Linked DNA regions of Mus musculus: region 2 is linked to region 1. Evidence: chromatin loops called from intact Hi-C (ENCODE). Cell type or tissue: left cerebral cortex. All regions are shown on one strand. Each heading gives the region's core, and the rest is flanking DNA. Links, peaks and the distances in the headings are about the cores only.

Evidence for each region. Peaks named below come from ENCODE experiments on the same cell type or tissue, not always from the same donor. Only the 100,000 strongest peaks of a DNase experiment are listed, where the experiment ranks them.
Region 2: it touches region 1 in a loop (2.1-fold over the local background); 2 of 42 quality-filtered maps call a loop at or near these places.

Annotation. Positions count from the first base shown.
Region 1 is chr2:60,113,163-60,123,326 of GRCm38, reverse strand. All of the region lies in intron 1 of Baz2b (bromodomain adjacent to zinc finger domain, 2B), which reads left to right. Among named protein-coding and RNA genes, the nearest start is that of Baz2b, 7.5 kb to the left of the region's middle. In left cerebral cortex, for the core only: no CTCF peak of the experiment used is centred there; DNase peaks (open chromatin) are centred at 4,262 and 5,255.
Region 2 is chr2:59,975,030-59,985,193 of GRCm38, reverse strand. Baz2b (bromodomain adjacent to zinc finger domain, 2B) reads left to right here. Exons shown (of 36, transcript NM_001001182.3): 5 at 6,487-6,651; 6 at 7,642-7,835. Among named protein-coding and RNA genes, the nearest start is that of Gm13572, 57 kb to the left of the region's middle. In left cerebral cortex, for the core only: no CTCF peak of the experiment used is centred there; a DNase peak (open chromatin) is centred at 5,201.

The DNA of each region.
Region 1 (10,164 bases), core at 1,010-9,009:
CATAGAACAGATGGCTCTAAATTATACATGCAACAAAGGACTAGAAGATTTGGCAGATTATAAATGGAAGCAACAGAGGATAAGCAGGTTAAGAAAATGGTAGTTAAGTCCGTTGCTGTCTCACACCTATTGTAAACACTGCTGCACAATCAATAATTTAGATGACACTACGGCATTTGTGTGTCTCAGTAGAAAAGGAAGATTTTACAAATATTTGCAGCAAATGCTAAATGTATATTTAAGCAACCGTGACAAAGAGTTTTATTTTTTTAGGAAATCAGGTTGTGTGCTTTTAAAATAGGAAGTTATTTATCAGAACTTAGTATGTTCATGTAATGGTTTTCAGAAAAATAGAACTAGGCACGTATTGTAAAATCTAGATAATGCTATCTGAAATGTTGTTGGTTAAACTAATACACTGACTAGGGTAAGCTTGCACATTCACTCTTTATGCTAGTGAAAATGGGGTCTTAGCTGCTCAGTCTTGGCAAATGCATGGATTACAATACTGCCAGCCTCATTTACTAAATAGTGTGTGAGGTAAAAGAATATATTTTAGTTTTCATATTTGAGTTTTGTACATAACACTATGATTTGACTTGATGAATGTGGTTTACTATTTATTTATAAATGTAAATATTTTGTGTGATTCTGGTCTCTCTGGAAGAATCAGAGTGTATTTAGCTTTTTCAAAAGAATAGACTATCTTAAAAAGTATTGGACTTAGCTGAAATTTGCTTTTCGTGTATCTAAGCCACTCATTTAAAATGCACACAAGCTGTAAGGGAAAGCCAGGAATTCTGAACGTGTTGCCCTCTCTCTCATTTCTTTGTTTGCATGTTTATTATAGAGTTGCAGTAAAGGAGCAGATGTTTTGCCAAACATCCTGATGTGTTGCTTGTTCTTATGGGAGTGCATAGCTGCTCCTTCTGATGCATCAACTTGACAGCTGGTTGATTTCATGGAGCTGCTAAGAAGCCATTAGTGGTGTCATTGAATTGAAACAGAACAGTCACTCCCAGCTTGAACTGCAATTGTTAATGTCTTTGTTGCTACTTTTGTGTTACTATACAAGATGTGGGATACCACCTTTGCTCAGAAGTTCAAGGTTTCTGTCTTATCTCCTTGAGTAGGTGGAAGGTAGCACATTAGACCTTGATAACGCATAGGTGTAAAGATTTCATACAAGAAAGGGCTTTGAAATTGTAGTTTCAGAGTGACTGAACTAGTCTTTCTTAGAAAACTACCAAAAAAAGAAAAAAGAAAAAAGAAACATGGCACAGTGCAAGCAAAGTCATAAAGTGGAATTGACCCCTGTAAGAAATTATGTAATCAGGGTTCAGTGATTGTTTAATATACTTAATTTCCTGAGGGATTAATCAAATTGTCTAGTAAGTATTTTAGGAGGTTTTTTTAATTACAGAAAATTAAATATTTTGAGTAATAAAGTCTTAAAATATCGTGGTTTATTTAATAAATACTGGCTCATTTGGCTTAATGTTTCTTTAAACGTTTACTGTGGGAAGTGATCAGAGAGGGAATAATTGTTGGAAAGTAGACCATTCTGCTTGTAATTTTCTAACGAGGCCAAAATTCATAAGACTAAAAATTCATAAGACCCTGTTCCAAATTTTCCTCCTAGTAGCTGTTTAGTGATTTTCTTAAACTAAAGCCATGCGTTTGTTGTAGCGAGGGCCTTCATTGCATCCGTTGTGTTTGTTTTGAGAGGAAGGGTCTGACTGCAGTTTCTTGCTGACCTGTCCAGGGTCTTCCCTGGGGTGGCATCCCAGGCTTGTGCCACTTCTACCTGTGGCTTCAGCTCTACTGGGACTTAGTATTCCAGCTGTATCATTTTCCTGAGCTTTGTACTTTTTCTGTTTTGTGGGTTGGAGGAGAAATAAGAAGGAGCAAAGGGTAAGAATAAAGGCTACTAGTCTCACAAGACAGAGGTGCTTTGTAAGAAAACTGGAGGGAAAGAGAACAACTGATGGTGGTGCCAGAATGCAGTGTGTTTTATTATTTTTGAGACCCTTTTTAATACCAATATTTATTAATTTTTCTCAAAGTTTTAGATCTTAAAGTAGAATAAAATTTAAGAACTCTTCAAAGAGTATAACATACTTTAAAACATATATACATAAAATGTAAAATTGATTATTGGAAGGCATAATTTGCTGAAATAAGTCCTATTAAAAAGACTTCCTGTAGAAAAGAAAAAAGAAAAAAAAAGACTCCCTATAAAGTGGCAGGGCACTCTTTTAATGCCAACACTCTGGATCTCTGAGTTTGAGGCCAGCATGAACTACAGAGTGAGTTCCAGGATAGCAAGGGATACAGAGAGAAACTTTGTCTCAAATAAAACAACAGAAAATGACTTCCTGTATAATATGAGCAAATTTTCAACTTGTATGACACACCTCTGAGTGATTCTGGGGTCTGAAATCATAAGTTTATGATCATAAGTCTTTTAGGGAAGTCATGCATTACTGTCACTAAAGTTAGAGGTTATCTTGAGGCAGTACAACACCCTAGTCTTTGTATTGTAGCCATAAAGTTCCTTAAAATGCAAATCATGCTGCTGAATTAAACCGTATGGATCTCATTGTAAAAGAAGATTCGTTTGTATTATTTCTAATTATGTGTGTGTGTGTGTGGGGGGGGGGGGTTGGGAGTAGGATTTTGTGCAGGTGTGTGCAGGTCCCCCATCCCCAGAGACCAAAGGAATCAGATTTCCTGGACCTGGAGGTACAGGCTTTTTTGAGCCACCCAATATTGGTTCTAGGACTAAACACAGGCCCTCCGAGTTACTGAGACATCTCTCTGGCCCTGTGTCTAGCTTCTGAAGAACTGTATTTACTTAACAGATATCTCTGTCAGGCCAGATAGTCACACAAACCAAATTATGGTGAATTGAGTTGCCTATTAAAAATTATTTAAAGATGCATGAAAGTTTAGCTCAGTGTCAGAGGAAGTATTGTAGTTCCAGCAGGTACTCTCTGCTCTTTCAGAAGATACTAGCATGATATTGTTAAGGGAGGACAATGCTGGGCAAGTCTGTAATGAGTTTAAACTTGAATTTGCATGTGTTTCTGTTGCTTGTGTTACTTAGAAACTATGGCTGGTGGGACTTGATAGTGCACACCTCTAATCGTAGCACATGGGGGACCAAGGAGGGCAGATGTCTGGATTTGAGGTCAGGACAGTCTGAAAGCCAGGGCTATACAAAGAAACCCTGTCTCAAAACACCCAAAAGCAAAACAAAAACAAAATAATACATGAATAATAAGAATATTAATTTCATTTGAAAAAACATAGAGAGTTGTAATATATTCGGAACATCTGCTGGAAGTAGGAAAATTAAATGAATTTATATGACTTTTAAATCTGTCTCGAGTTTTGTTTGATTTGTGACAACTAAAGAGTTTGAGCTATAAAATACGTAACAGTTAAACTTAAAACTTCCTATTCATTATGAAATTTTAATGTCAGTTAAGCATCTAGTTTTTAATAGATGTTTATGACAGTATGAGGCGAAATAGTTTTATCTCACATATTTGTTTTTATTATATATTTTTGAAAATGAAGTTGTTTAGAAATACTTCTTATATAAGGCTTTGCATGTAATTTGGCCTTGGAATAATGTTCATTTAAATAAAAATTGCTGAGCACTGAGGATAATAACAAAGGTAATACATAGATGTGAAACCTTACTCATTTTGATTGTATAGGTTTATAATGTCAGAAAGATGTGCATATGATTTGAAGATAGTTTCTGCCCTGCTACTTCACTTCTGTGTCTACATAATTGTGTGGGCTTTTTCTTTTTTTCTTTTTCTTTTTTTTTTTCCACTTTCTGTTTTCTCCTCTTAACACTTTCCTACAAACATGCACTCATTAATCAAAGACCGTGCACTCCTGCTGAGGGCAGAGAGGTTCATCAAATTGGCAGTCAGCTTGGTGTAAAGAAGAGAGCACTGGCGCTCTTAACTCACTGGGACATAAATAAATCTAAGGTCTTTGTATGCAAACCCTGGAGGTTAATACTGTATAATTCAATGTCCTGTCTTTGTTTTTATGATTGATGTTTTTAAATGTCTCAAGCTTAGTGCAGTCTTCTTGTAGATCAGGCCTGCCTGTCTGATTGGCTGTGCTGAGGAAGCACTAGGTTGTCAGAAGGACTTTTGAGTGTGCCGCAGAGATTTTGATTTTTTTTTTTTTACCCTGCAAGATCATTGTCATATTGCGTGAGCTGTTATAGGAATGTACAATGATTGACATTCCCTGCTGTGATAATGGACCTAGTGCATGAAATGCCAATAGTTTGGTCCTGTTTGTTCGGCAGCTTACTGCTATTTGTATCCTTAACAGAGCTAACATGGAGAACAAGCAGAGCTACTGGGATTTCTCGGTAGACAGTGCTGGGATTGGGCTTTAGCGTGAATTGGTTGCATATTCATAATTTAAGAACAGCTGGTTACAGCAAGCACACAGTCATTTGCAAGCTATTATAAAGCATTCCTCCCACCCGGAGGCCGTGTGAGGTGGGGTTTTTTTTTTTTTATTGATCTACCTGCATTTAAAATCTAGTCACCGCTGCCCCAGAAGCTCTTCATTTTAGCTGTGTTTGCAACACACAACAGCTTCCATTTTAAATAATCTCTTTAAGTTGAATTCTGAATAAAACGAAGGACCTTAGAACGGAACAAGTACAAATGGTTGTATCGTATCTGCAAAATATTTAATTTTGTCTAAAATCCAGCCAGCTGCCTAAAGAAATCTAAATTATACAACTATTAAAATATTGGGTAATAAGATTTTATAATTTTGTTCAGATAAAAAACCAAGCTGATTTTACTTAAGAATTCTATTGTTTACTAATAGTTTAACTAACAGTTACAAATAGTTTGAGACACAATAGATTATCAATTACTTTGTAAAATATTGTCTTCTTACGTAGAAAGGAGGTAGTACTTTTAGCTCGTAGGTAGTGTGAAAGCAAGATGAGAGGCAGCTGACAGGCCTTTAACTGGGTTAGAATAATGTGAAGGCTATACAGCTACAGCTACTCTAGTTGCTGGAAGGACCAGTGAGCAGTCCTACACGTTCTAAAAGGTACCTGTTACTACAGCTCTCCTAACCTCCTGTACGTGGCTGTCACTTGTAACTAAGTAGAGAAAAGGAAACAACCTGAGCACCCCAAGCTTCCAGTCAGAGTGGGAGGAACCCGTGGCAAATGCTCGTGTGTTTATCCTTTTCGGGGCGACAAGGAGGAGCGCATTGCTTTGTATGTGTTAAGATAAATGCATACCCGAGGGATGTGTGATGATGCAGTTATCCTGAGCTTTCCACATGACATGGTAGTGTCTTCACACTCGTGCTTGCATGCAGAATGCTGAAGTAGGTCTCACACTTCAAGGCTGAGAAACAGTCCTAACTGTGTGTCTTACTCTCTCTTGGCTTCACAAATGACTGGATATGTTGGTAATATAGCAGAGTACATGGCCAGGTTTAATCTACCTGGTAGTATGTTGTCCTTTTTTTTTTTTCTAAATAATAAATTCAAAGGTTATTAAAGGGCACCGCGTTGCATCTCAGTTGTGAGTTACAAACTTTAGGCAGTTAGAATATTTTGTGAACTATTCTATGTCCTTTCTTTCCCTTTGGACAATTGTGCTTTCAGGTATTTCTCTGCCCCATAGAGTCTCATCAGTGAATAAGCAGAGGAGAGAAAAGGATTTTGTTGTTGTTGTTTTGTTTTGCCCTGGGGTTGCTCCCAGGGCTGTGGGAGTCGTGGAGGCTGTAAACCTGGCTTTCTTCCCGAGATTCCCTCAGATTTCCCGGAGCTTTGCGCTGAGATGAAGGTTTGGAATTTTGCCTTCCAGTTCTCATCACACAGGTGATTGTGAGGAGCGTGAGGAGCGAAGAGAAAGGATTAGATAAATCAGTAAAACACAAAATTCAGCATTCTTTTGAAAAAAAAAAAATGAATGGACTCAACATCAGCCACGAGAGAAATTTTAAGTACTTACTGTTCTAGTAACAATAAAGACAGAACAACTTTAATTCTCAAAGTTTGTATTTGAGCGCTCTGTCTAAGCATGCATTTGGATAGCTATGGGAGTTGAGAACAGAAGCTGTGGAGATGTCTAAGGGAGTAAAGTGCTTGCGTTGCAAGCTTGGCCATCCCATGTAAGAAGCATGATAGAGTGGGCATGTAATCCCAGGATTCCTACAGAAAGACTGGAGATGGAGACTAGAGAATCTCTCAGAAGATAGAGTACACAGCACAATGACAGAAACAAGAGACCCTGCCTCAAAACAAGGTGGAAGAAGGGAACCAACTCCTTCCTCCACGTTGCCTTCTGACCTCCACACACGTGCCTGCATGACTGTGATACATACGTGACTACATTCAAACACACAATACATCATGTTCTTTGGCTTTTGAAGACAGGTTTTCTTTGTATAGCCCTGGCTATCCTGGAACTCACTTTGTAGACCAGGCTGGCCTCAAACACAGAGATCTAACTGTCTCTGCCTCCACAGCACTGGGATTAAAGACTCGAATCACCCCACCCAGTTTACACACAATAAGTCTTTGAAAGATCAGAATACGAGAGAGATGGCTTCTGGTTGGAATAATTTTTAAAGTTTTAATAAATTTTTAAAGTTCAGGTAGTACTGAATTGGTCAAGAAAAGTGACTGAACAGCGGATACTTTGAGTTGTGGTCAGAAAAGGACCCAACAAAAGGATGGCTGTAGGAGCCAAGCCTTGTTAAGCAGACCCATCAAAGCTCTCCCACTGGGAAAACGTGGCGTAGTTTTGCAACTTACTTTGAGATTATCTCGACTTAAACCTTTTGCACCAGAAAGATGATATCATGGGAATGTTCCCTTCTTCCTCTGCTTTCAGAGTTGACTGGCTTTCTCTGAAGAAAGTGGGTTAATGAGTCGAGCTATTCAGGACCTGTGTGACTGTGCAGGGCACGCTAAACGCCATGAACAGGAGCAAGCAGCCTTTTTTCTCAGAGGTGTTTTGGTCTTTTTATGATTAACCGAGTTCCTCCCTTTTTTCCTTCTCCTCTGCTTTTGTCAATTTTTTTTTCTTCTTTTTAATCTACTGCACGTATCTGCAATGAATAGTGAGCATAGTGAGGAGACACAGGGCCCTTTCCTCCCCCGGCTGGTGACAGGCTGACATTCCAAGGGAATTTGATGGCACTAACTTGAGAAGTGTTTCTCTTTCTTTTAGGCAGACTAGCTGAGCAGCCAATCAGAGCTACCCATAAGCACAGACACAACACAAGCCAAACACAGTGCTCACTTTCAGTGGCACCAGCTCAGTTTCAATAAAACCAGAAACCCCGTTAGACAGAGAACTCGACGGTCAGCCATGGCTCAGTGGCTAAAGGTTCCTGTCACCAAGCTTCATGACCTGAGTTTGATCTACAAAAGTGACTCCTTTAAGTTGTCCTTTGACCTCTATCCATGTACATGTATACATACATACAAAATAAGACAAGTAACAAGTAATAAAAACTTAAGAAATAGCATTGAAAATGGAAAGAGTAATCAACTATTCCAACACAAAGGTACCAAAGCCTCATGCATACTCTCCATCAGTTGGTCAAGGAGGAGGGGACAGAGCTTGGGGCACGGTGACAGCTCTCATTTCTGGTCCTTTCAAAAAGCCTCTCTATAGCCTTTGCCAAACCACAAAAGTGCAGGAGTGCGAGGGATCGCATGCAGATGTTTTCATGGTATGTGTGAAACGGGAGGGTAGGGAAAGGCCAGCTAGAATGGGACTAGGATTTCACATTTAGATTTTGGTAGTCCAGGCTGGTCTTTTACTTGGCTCTCTCCTCCCTCAGCCTCATGACTATAGAGATTTACTTTCTTCAAATCAAGTGTCCATTGGCTCCAGTGCCTTGATTTGCGATTTTTCATACCTTTGTGAAATAGTTTTTCAACTTACAAATTTTCAGGTTTTTAAGTGTGTGTATTTGAGTATATGTACATATGTGCTACAAGTGGAGGTCAGAGGATGGCTACAAGTGTCATCTCTTGATCCTCACCCATCCTGGAGATAAGAGCGCTGGGTCAGTGCCACATACATAGGGCTAGCCTGCACCAGGCTTCCAGGGGTTCCTCTGTCCCTGCCTGTCAGCTGGCCATAGAGCACGGGGACCACAGAGAACATGGTGAGTGAGGAAGAAGAAAGTTTGGAATATAAAGCACCTTGAAAAAGAATAAACATATTAGCCAGGCTGTGGTGGTCTCCATGCCTTTACTCCCAGGACTCAGGAGGTAGAGGCAGCCTGATCTACAGAGCAAGTTCCAGGACAGCCAGGGCTACGTGGAGAAGCCCTATCGTGAAAATCTCTCACCCACCAAAACAAACAAAACAAAAACCACACTAAAAAGGCTACTGCAGTCATGATGTTGGATACTCAGATTTTATCCCAATACCCTTAGTGACTCTACTGAGGAAATGCCCATTTCAGACATGTGTGTAACTGACAGCTGTGAAGTATACCTGTGAGAAAGATGTATATCAGGATTAACAAGCTTGTTTTCACATAGTTTTTATTAATGTTAATTCTATAAAGCATGCACATTTCCTGATAGCTTCTCACAGTTCTATGATACACCTTGCTATCTGGCCTTCTGTGTTACCCTTGCTCTCCTTCATCCACCCTTCCCACTGATTTTCCCCCTTCTACTGCCATGCCTTATTTGTTTGTTTGTTTGTTCATTTATTTTTAAAGGCAGGTTCCCCTGTGTACCCCTGGCTGTTCTGGAACTTGCTCTGCAGGTCAGGCTGGCCTTGAATTCCAAGATCCGATTATCTCTACCTCCCCAGTGCAGGGATTTACCCCACCACTGCCTGACGTCTAACAATTAGTTTTATCTTTTTGAAGAATCAGATTTGAGTTTGTCTCCTTTCTGGTTTGGGGCTGCTGATGTCTGCGCCACCATGCCCAGCCCACTTTCTTGCCTTATTTAAGGAGTGCGGGGAAGTCACTGTGTAGCTAGCTCTAGTGGCCTTGGAGTCTCAGCCCGCCTCCCAGCTCGGCCTCTGCCTGCTGGGATTACAGGTGTGTGCCATTCCCAGTGTGTCTCATGGCGTGCTTTGCATCTAGATTCCGTATAGGAGTTAGACTGTGGTGATTCTTCTGGGTTTACTTTATTTGACGTAGTGCAGTCTCAGTTCTAGCCACTTTCCTGTAAGTGACACGACTCTGTTCTTTATAACTCAAGAATGCATCATTTCATTTATGTACCACATATTCTTCATTCACTCAGCTTATTGGTACATGGAGCCTGACTGTGCAGATATTGAGAGATCAAGCTATGGCTCTTCGATGCTGGCACTGATTCTGTGAGTGTACTTGGCAGTGACATGGGTGGCTCCCGTGGTATGCTTTCTGTTAGTTTTTTGAGGAACCTCTGTGGTAATTTCCATAATGACTAGTGATTTACATGCCTACCAACAGTGTAGAAGTCCCTTCCTGCAGCTTGCAGCCTTTGTTTCTGTTTGCTTGGTGGAAGGCATTCTGACCAGGATGAGCTAGAACCTCACTGCAGGTCTGTTTGCATTTCTTTCATGGCTAAATATGTTGACCACTTGGTCATATATTCTTTATGTTCAGAGTTAATGTGGCTATTTGGAACCTTCTGTGCTTCTGTGTAGATATTATGACCTCTTCCTATTTTTATGAGAGATGTCATTATGTTTTGATGGGAAGTGTATTATTTCTGTAGATCACTTTTGGCAGTATGGCGGTTTTGCAGTATTAGTTCTCCCGCCCATGATTATCTTAGGCTTTTCATCCTGCAGTGACTTCTTCATTTTCTCTCAGTGTCCTAGAATTTTCATGTGTCTTTTATCTGCCTGATTATATTCATTCTTAGGTTTTTTAGGCTTCTGTAAATAGGATTGCTTTCCCGGTTTCTTTCTCAGCATGCTCAGCATTGGCATATAGCAAAGGCATTGAGTTTTGTGTGTTGACTTTAGATTCTTTTACTTTGCTGAAAGTAGTAACTGAAAGTCCAGAGTTTTCTGGTGGAGTCTTCAGAGACTTTCAGTGTGGTACACTTGACAGGCAACTGGGGATAACTTGATTGCATCCTTTCTGATTTGCATTATCACCTCTGTCTCT
Region 2 (10,164 bases), core at 703-8,702, 140 kb after region 1:
AGCAAAGGTATTCCCTTTTACATTTAACTTAAATTTACTTCATGGATTAATTAATCAATTAATAAAAATGTCATCCAGGGTCACAGGTGGACCACAGATAATACAAGAGCGTTGCTCTTCTTGGACACTAAAGCCCAGTAATATTCAGAGAGTGTCTGGGCTTTTTTCCTATGGAGTCCTGGGAGATCCTAATCTGGGGTAAGCCCTTGACTGCCATTATGCTGCATCTACAAGAGTCAGAGTTTCATTAATTAGCGGGATCTAGGCTTGAACTCTATGCAGCCCAGGCTGGCCTAGAACTTTGAATCCTCCTGCCTTGACCTTTTGAATACAGAGTTACAGACGTGTATCACCATCTTCATATGGAAAGTAAATTACTTAATTTAATTTATTTCAGGCCAGGTCTCATGCTGGTCTAGAACTCACTACACAGACCATGTTGTCCTCCAGTCACAGAGATCAGTCTGCCTCTGCCTCCTGAGTCCTGGGATTAAAGGTGTGCCCTGCCGTTCAAAGTGAATTCTTTAAAGAACCTAGAATACTGGGTTTAATACTCTGTTTTCATGGTAAGAGGGCAAAGTGTCCTGATTATTTCCTGTGAGTAAAGGAAAGAGTGTTTTTCTTGTTCTGCAGCTGACTACAAATGGATTTGTGACTTTATTTAGAAAGGCCTTAGTAAGTGTATTAATTGTGCTGTCTTTGGCACTATTTGACTACACTGGTACACGCTGCCTTGGGAATCAGGATGCTCTACTACGCAAAGTCAGACAGAGAACAGAACTCTGACTTTGAACGTGAAAGTGACATCTCTGTGCCTGTCTGATCATTTGAATGATTACTTGGTAACGGAGTTGGGTCCGTTTCGTAGGTTTTCATTGTTAGATTTCTTTTTTTTTTTTCCTCAAGAACAAAAGAGTGTAATGTTACACTGATGTACCTGTATTGACAAAACTGACCACTTCCTCAGTTCAGATACAAAAATTATTTTCTTGGCATCTGTTCTAACATCTGAAATTCAAACTACTGAGGGTCTTCTACTCATAACCTTAAAATGGTTTTGTGTTTCTGGAAACATTCTGTAGGGTTTGAAGAGTATAACTTAAAGAAGAAAATATAATATAAAAATTGAATAGCTATTTTTGTAAGCTTCGAGAATGCTGCAATTAGGTAACGCTCGTCTGTTGTATCTGAACGACTTTAAGTGTGTTTTTTTCCCCTCCCAGGACATTTATTCAGAGCAGCTGGGGATCAGCCGTTTAACCTGTCCACAGTGCCGAGTGCCTTCCCAATGCTCAGCCACCCAGGCTTTGGTCTACATTCAGCCAGCTCAGGGCATTCAGAATTTGGTGGTTTGGGGACACTTGGTACACCCACAGCCTTAGCCGCACATCCCCAGCTAACATCTTTTCCAGGTAAACAACCTTTATGGTGTAGGAAAGGAGAAAAGCTTGGGAAAACCCGGGCAGTGTTTGTTTCTTAAACTGAGCAGCAGAGTGGCATGTGTTAGACTCTGGGGCAAGATTTGGCTCCGTTTTATCACATGCAGCAAACCGGAGCTCGATATGTGTGTTAAAGCATGCAGCACTCACTCGATTAGATACTCACTTGTCCTAGAACGAATAATTAAGGCAAGTGTTTCTGGTTCGTTTACCAAAGTATTGGATATAGAAATGTACTGTGCGTGTACAGTTTTAATTCTTCTCAGCTTTGAGTGTATGTGTGTGAGTGTGTGTGTGTGTGTTCAATGTACATGTGTACATTTTCATGTGTCTCTGTCTGTTTGTATGTTCTCATGGATACCCATGTGGGGATTTACTTGTGGAAGGCCAGAGTGTGAAGTCGAGTGTCTTCCTGTCACTCTGATGCTGATTTTTGACATAGGGTTCCCTGAATCTGGAGTTCTCTGGTTCAGGAGACTGAGCAGCCAGCGAGCTCCAGATTTCTCTCTGTTCCCAGGTGTGTGCTTGGCTTTTTCTGCTTTCCTCACGCACTTGTGGCATGTGCTTAACTGACTAAACTATCCATTATCTAAACAGTCCCATTATCTAATTTTTAAAAATATTTATTTATTTATTTATTTATTTATTTATTTATAAGTACACTGTAGCTGTCTTCAGACACTCCAGAAGAAGGAGTCAGATCTCCTTATAGATGGTTGTGAGCCACCATGTGGTTGCTGGGATTTGAACTCAGGACCTTTGGAAGAGCAGTCAGGTGCTCTTACCCGCTGAGCCATCTCACCAGCCCCCAATTATCTAATTTTCAAATCAAGTATGTAACTTGGCTTGGCAGTGTCCTCTGGTAGAATGCTTGGGTAGCACATATGAGTCCCTGGGTGAGACACCCAGCACCGGGAAAAAGTACCTTACAGCCTAGACCTAGACTTGGGTTTCATGTGTCTTTACTTTTTAGGAAGGTGAGGCTCAATGTTAAATTTTTTGTACTTTTTCCCATTTGAGAACTGTTTCCAAAGCATATTTGGAATACATTTCCACTACACTTAGGCAGTTGGCTCTTGTGCATGGCCAGGGCCAGTGTGAGATGGGATTCTGTAGACCAGACGCACAGTAGCTGAGCTCACACAACTTTTCCTGAAAGTCCGGATGGATCTAACTGTATTCTGCAGTGATTAATGTTACCATTCAGTAAGGAAGCGTGTTTTACTAGGACAGTGTTTAAATTGCTAGAACTTGGATTTAAATCTGGCCTTGGACAAATCTCTGACCTCTCAGCCTTGGGTATTCAAACCTGTAAACTTGAAACCTTGCCCACTTTCCAGGGCCACCTAAAGACTGGAGTAGACACCGTGTGTAGAGATGTCTACAGTGTCTGGCACGCGTTAGTCCAGATCGCTAACTCAATATTTTTTCCTCTTTAATGGCTGACAAGGTATCTACTGCTTCTTTTTTAAAAACCCAAGTATCTTTTGAAACTATAGAGAGAATATAGAAGTGGTTACTTGTGGATTTCAAGTATTATCTCTGGACGCATGTTATTTCTTTAATTTTATTGCCTTGAAGAGAGGGGATGGTGGAGAAGATTTGTGAGTGGACAGAGTCTTGACCAAATCTTAATAACATTTCCTTAATATATTAATAGGAACTGAACTTTTTCTCACTATATAGACCCTAGAGCTCTTCTATATAGACCAGGCTGGCTTCAAACTTACGCAGCTCTCCCTGCCTTTTCTTCTGCCTCCTGAGCACCACCATACCTGGCTTGTTCTGTTTCTAACATGGTTATTCAGTATCAACAGCCACCTCCTGAAACCAAAGAGCTTGAAATAAAATCTAAATAGTTAACAGTAATTATGGAGTTACTGATACCTTCAGTACTTTTATTGTCTTGTGATAGTTTATTATAGTACTGCTTTTGAACATTTATAAATTATATTAAAATACTGTATTAAACCCGATTATTGGAAAGTGATCAAATGAGTATTAAGAAATAACTTGTATGCGATGGTACTTCCAAAATATAAAAACCAACCTAGGGCCAGCAAGACAGCTCAGTGGGAAAGCTTGCTGCAAGCCTTTTGACCTGAGTTCAATTCATGGGACCCATGTGGTACGAAGAGATAACCTATGCCCTCTAGTTGCCCTCTGACCTGTACATGCACATATGTGTGAATGAATGTATACATACACATATACAACAAATAAGTGAAAAGTATTTTAAGAACATCTGACATAAAGAAGCAACATGCTTCTTGATCCTACATATTTACCAACAATTTCTGGAGAAACACACCAGCACTCTATTTTATGGATTGCTGAAGGGTAGATAATTACAAAACAGAGGCATATGTGTATGTGTATACACTTCTTTGAAAAATGGGCTGAGATTATGGTTGATTTTAGAGAACCTACTTTTAAATTACACTTTGATACAGTAACTTAAATATATAAATTATAATTCATAATGGTAAACACTTCAGGAAAAAAGTCTCCCCATAAATACGAGGAAGTCACAAGAAGATAGATACTATTAGCAATTTTAAGTAAGGTATAGTTTTTTTTATGAAGATACATATATCTAAGGTATTTTTCATTTCAAAGAACAAATGTAAACTTATATAGGATATTACTATAATCTAATTTTTATATATTGAAATAATATTTTATGAAATTCATTTTAAAATATTTGAAATTCCTTGTGTTTACATTTTAATGCTATAGTCTGTGAAGTGTTGGGTTGTATCAGGCTTTTATATATGAGTGATTTTAAAATTCTGCCGTATCAGAGGCAGGTATGCAGGTAGGTGAGTGTAAACCCTGGAGGGCAGAAGATCACAAGTTTGATGCCAGCCTGGGCTAAATAGTGAAGCCGTGGTGCAACAAACCAAGCGGCTCTGAGATAAATGCACTGCGGATCAGAGTGAGATTTGGTGCATAGCCTGAAATGTCAGCACTCCTCCCTGGAAACGGTTGCTGTGGCTGCTGCAGCATTTCTTGGGATTTTCAGTTTGCTTGGACGTTCACCTCGCACCTACTTATGTTACCCCTGTTTAATATCTTCCATTTGGTATGGAAGTTATTGTGTGACTAAAATGTGTTTCTGATTTTCCTCAATTTGAAATCTGTGTAACTTTTCACTGAAAAGTTGTAATTTCATTTGAAATAATATCAGACATTTATCTTCAAAAATGGCCCTTTTCTTTATCTAACCAATTGTATATGTTTGTCTCTGAGCGGGCCTCTCCCGACATACAGTTTCCCTATTATTTTTCTCTAATGCCTGCTGTGTACCTATTTACTATTGACATTCTGAGGTACGTTGTAATTTTTTTCTGAGCTTGATTATACCAATCACACCTGTGCTCTAACTACTTAAGTTTTTGACCAATTCTTATGTCCGGCCTTAAAACATGGGTTAGAAGTGTAAACAATACATTATAGCCAGAGTCAGTTTTTAGCAACTAAGGGGAAACTAAGTTGCAAACCTATGCCTGCAGATAGGAATGAGCTGTGTAGATACTCCCCTCCCCCAACACACACACACACACACACACACACACACACACACACACACACACCCTCTTTTCCCATCTAAATGCATCTAGACAGTGGTTGAGTGACAGGAGTTTTCACACAGTTGTTGTGGTTCAAGTTCCTAGCTTTCAGGGTACCGTACACTAAATGACCGCAGTTGCAGCAATGGCTTTTGCAGTGTTTTGCTTACATTGTTCATGACACCTCTGGGAATGCCAGTGACCTTGAACGTTTCACCCTTACATAATGAAGGCATGTTCCAGAACTTTATTTAAAGATGCTATAGTACAATCTCCTGACACGATGTGGGTGTTTTTGTCTAATGTTCTTGTGTCTGTTCCAGTCAAAGAAATAATGCCATATGTTTAGGAGACTTGTATGAATGAGAACTAACTTTGAAATTTAGCCGATTAGCCTGTTGAAGATTGTTTCCAGGATGTGGTAATTCAGGATTGTTCTTTGGATGATTACCAAATTCCTCCTCCCTCCCACCCTTTTTTTTTTTTTTTTTTTTTTTTTTTTGTCTTTTGAGACAGGGTTTCACTATGTAATCCTGGCTGTCCCGGAACTCAGCCTCCAGACCAGGCTGGTATCATGGAGATCCACCTGCCTGTGAGACAAGTCCTTTGCCACCACTGCCTGGTTCAGATCTCTTTTTCATCTACACTCTTCCTTGAAAAATGCATTTTATAAAAATTGGCTTTTCTCCCCCATAAGAGTTTTAATGAAGAACTACTGTTTGAATATCTGAATTTCATTCCATGATTTTTTTTTCATTTTGGTTATTTTGTACTATAAAAAATTCACTATCATCTGTAATTCATGAGGAATGTAAAGGAAAACAAGCTGTCTTTATAAATTTTAAAGCTTGAAGCTTTGTAAGACTAGATTTTTAACTAAAAACTAAGTGTTTTGGAAATTCTCTTTGAGAACTTAATTCTACATGTTTGTTTTTGTTCGGCTGTAGAATTACTTCATCCGAAAATACATTTGAGATGTGCTAGACTTATCTGATAGTATTAATTTCCCCCCTGCTCCCTGATTTGTGAAAGCCAGATTGATACTGTATATAACTGGAGGAACATCTTAAGAGGCTGCAGATGTGAACTTCAAATCTAAATTCTTAGATAAATACAGACTTAATTCTTTTCCTTATTAATTTAATAAATAGATGTATGAAGTTAAATGGTTCTTCTTATATATATTCTAAGTTTTAGCTTTTTTTTTTTTTAACATTGTGAAAAACATCCTTTTCGGCTTGAATCTAGAAAACAGTTAAGGGAAGGTTCTTCAATCATGGCCTAATAATAAGGGAGATGATTATACAAATCAAATTACAGGTTTACAGTGAAAAGATTCTCAGAGCTATGTGACTTGAGCAGTTCTAGCTTGGCAGAAACTTGAAACATTGTTTCTGCAATAAAATGCAACAAATAGCCACTGTCTGACTTGTGCAGCTCACTCAGTCCTTCCTGTTGCTCTGCTTGGTTTTGAGGTGCAGAGTGGTGGCGAACCACAGATGGCCACTCTCGTGCTGGAACGCCCTTCTTTCCACCATTACTGGGAATTCCACCACTGTTTGCTCCTCCAGCCCAGAATCACGATTCGTCATTCCATTCGAGGACTTCTGGGAAGAGCAGTCGAAATGGTCCTGAGAAAGGTACTGACATCTACAGGAGTGAAGGACCAGAAACCTGTCCCCACACCTCTTTGCAGCAGTCTGGTTTTAAGAACATTTTTCCAGCCTTGTGATAGTTGCTTCTATATCATCTTTCTTGATCCTTATAACAATCCTTTCATATCTCAAGTCTCCTGATTTTGCAACCACCGTTAAATGCTTGTGTTAGGAAATACTGATGTGAATTACCCAGGATCTGAACCGAGTCCTACAGCTCTTTCCTTGGTATGTCATTATCTCTTAGGCAGAACTAGAGTTTAGTTTATCCAAACCATTCCCCTACTACTGTGTTTTCCTTTTAAATGATCAGGATCTCTGTGGACTCTAAGTATTGTTACAAGAGTGTTTAGAAGTTGCAGTGTTGTAGCTAGCCCTGAGTGTTTCTAAACAGACAATGCTTACAAGTGATTTGTTTTCTAAACATGTCTGTTTAACGTCTATGATAGCCACTCAGGTTAATGCTAGTGAATTATTCAGTTGAATTTACTGCGTTCATAGTGTTGCATATTGGCCACCCTCCAACATACTCTAAAATTTTTATCTCCAACAGTTCTTCACCCTTTAAAATAAACCCCTCCCAGGCCCATTGTGAGCATTAGTTTGTATCTTGTTTCTACAGTATGCATGATGAATCCTTCATGTGGAGGAATGTTATGTCACTTTTAGTGAGTATCTTTTTTCTTTTTTTTTTAATGATTTATTTATTTTATTTATATGAGTACATTGTAGCTGTCTTCAGACACACCAGAAGAGGGCATCAGATCTTCTTATAGGTGGTTGTGAGACACCATGTGGTTGCTGGGAATTGAACTCAGGACCTCTGGAAGAGCAGTCAGTGCTCTTAACCGCTGAGTCATCTCTCCAGCCCCGTGACTCTTTTTTCACTCACAGTTGCACATACACAACAATGCATACCCTACTCCTTGTTCTGGCCAAATACTGTCCCAATATATAAAACTGTTTATTTTCAAGGTATAAATGGGTCGGTTAATGGAACCAGTGCAGCATCAGTACTTGGTGTCAATGCATCTGTAGTAGCCACTCCTGCTTCAAGTTCCATGGGACAGAACCAAAGCACAAGCTCAGGTGGAGGAACCCTAAAATGTCATCAGGAACAAAACAAAAGCCAGCCTGTGGACGCCAGAGCCGACAGAATCAAAGATAAGGTAAGCTGTTTCCTCAAGAACAAGTACAAAGCGCAGCATTCTATAAGGGAAATATTTTAGAAGTCAAGCTTCCAGAAGTGTCTATTTTTATAGTGTAGTGCTGACATTTGATTAGATGTCTTGGCCAGTTAAATCCCGAGGACCTATACAAATAATATAATTGGTAGTAACAGTTATGGGCCAAGCTTTTTGTTTCTTTTAGTTCTTCAGTGGTGAGGATTGAACCTAGGGACACACACACACACACACACACACACACACACACACACACACACACACGAAGCTTGCATCATGCCACTGAGCGAGGCTCCAGCTCCAGTGGAACTTGATGGAGACATGCTAGATGACAGCTCTATTCTAAGTGCTGTACATAGTGATTTCAACTTTCCCTGTGTATTCGGTGGGTGCTAGTACACATTGGAAAATAACACGCTGGGAAAAAAGTAATTATTCTGTAAGTAATTATTCTGCTGAGTCAGAATTTTAAGGCAAACATGTTAACTCCAGAGTCTATAGTTTAGATACAACAAAGCTAAGAAAGTGCTGTTATGGGAAATTTCATATAATCTCAGTAGACCAGTTACTCCTGTAGACCGAACAATTTCCACATCGAGCAGGTTCTGTCTCTGTAAGCAGGCTTTCAGTTTACTGTCTCTGAGCACTTACTTCCTTGTTTCATGCTTTGCTTTTTGCTGTAACATTAGGCCTTCTTAAGAGAGGGTCCTGATCTTGGATCAGCCTGATCTACATAGCAAATTCCAGGCTGCTGGAGAGAGAGACCCTGTCAGAAAGAGAGCAATAGCAAAAACCCAAGAGACTAGGGACAGTGTCCTATACGAGGAGATTTTTGTTCCTTGTTTAGTTTTTCTTTCTCTTTCCCTCTGTGTCGGTCTCTCTTTAAATTCTGTGTGTATGGTGTTTTTTGCCTTCATGTTTGTCTACACATGTGCAGTACACATGGAGGCCAGAAAAGGGGGTCAGGGTCCCGGGCCTAAGTTACAGTTGTGAGTTGCCTTGTGGGTCCTAAGGATTGAACCTGAGTGTTCTGGAAGAGCAAGCTCTGCTCTTAACTACTGAGTCATGTGTCCAGCGTTATATTTACCGTTTCTTTTAGGTCATCCTGTCGGTGGGTTAATTCCTTGCCAACTGAGCGCCTCCTGACTGGTGGTATCCAGATACACTGTGGTGTACAGAGAATTCAAATTGTGTACACCGTCTAGTGTACTTCATTGACATTGCTGCAGTTTATAAGCCAGTTTTGCTGAGAAATTAATGGGTACCTTTCTAGATAATTTTTCTGGCACCCCAGCTAAAAGGACATCAGTCTAGTTCCCCGAGCACTATATTGGACAGTGTTTCCTGTGTGCCAGGGCCTTGGCCCATAGGATCCGGTGGGCAAGAGCTACTTCCTCTCAACAGATCTGAAGCTTAGCCTTCAGTGAATGGGGAGCGTGGGGAAGAAGCCCTCCTTAACCCTGCAGAAAAATGGCTCTCGGCTATCTCTGTATTATTTAGAGGGGTGCCCTTTATTGTTTTCATCGGACATCTTCTTTTACAAGTAAAATTGCAAGGTAATTCTTAGAGCTCTGTTTGCTTTGTTTTGAGACAGGGTGTTTCTTTGTGGACCACACTGGTCTGGAACTTGAGCTCCTCCTGCCTCACCTCCTACATGCTGAGGTGGCTGGTGTGTATTTGTCCAGCCAACTACTTGAAAATTCTTTGTTACCCTCTTTGGTTCAGATTGCTGACATGTATTGCTCTTTTTTGCTATAGAATTGGTTTCAGATGTACCATTAGTATCTAATTTGCTCCTGTGATAAAGTCATCCAGATTCAATCATTCCGAGCTTTTGACTTCCTTATTCACATAAAGCAAGGGAAACCCTGACATGCAGCTTCCCTGAAGTCCAGGTTTTGTTTATTCAGCTTCAGCTACATTTTACTTTGTTCTCTTTCCCTTGCTCTGTTTTCTCAGCAGAGAAGAGATATTTCCCGGAATATAGTACGCCCCATAAAAGCTTGGCAGGCGTCATCTGGTGTCTCTAAGAAGCTTACTGAGGGTCTCTCTCCAGTCCTTTACAGGGCTCCAAACCAACACGGTTGTCTGCTTCAAACAGCACCGAGCAAAGCTGAAGGAAGAGCCGCCTCTCTCTGGGGCACTCTCCCACCTGCTCTCTCCGGCTCTTAGGTCTCCCTCAGGATCATGTCCAAGGACATCCTATCAGTTTAAGCAACAAGGGCCTGTTTCTGAGCTCTCTCTGGCCTCTCAGCATGTCACACACTAAGGGACACACTACCTTCCATGCTGTGTGACACAGATCTCTTGCATT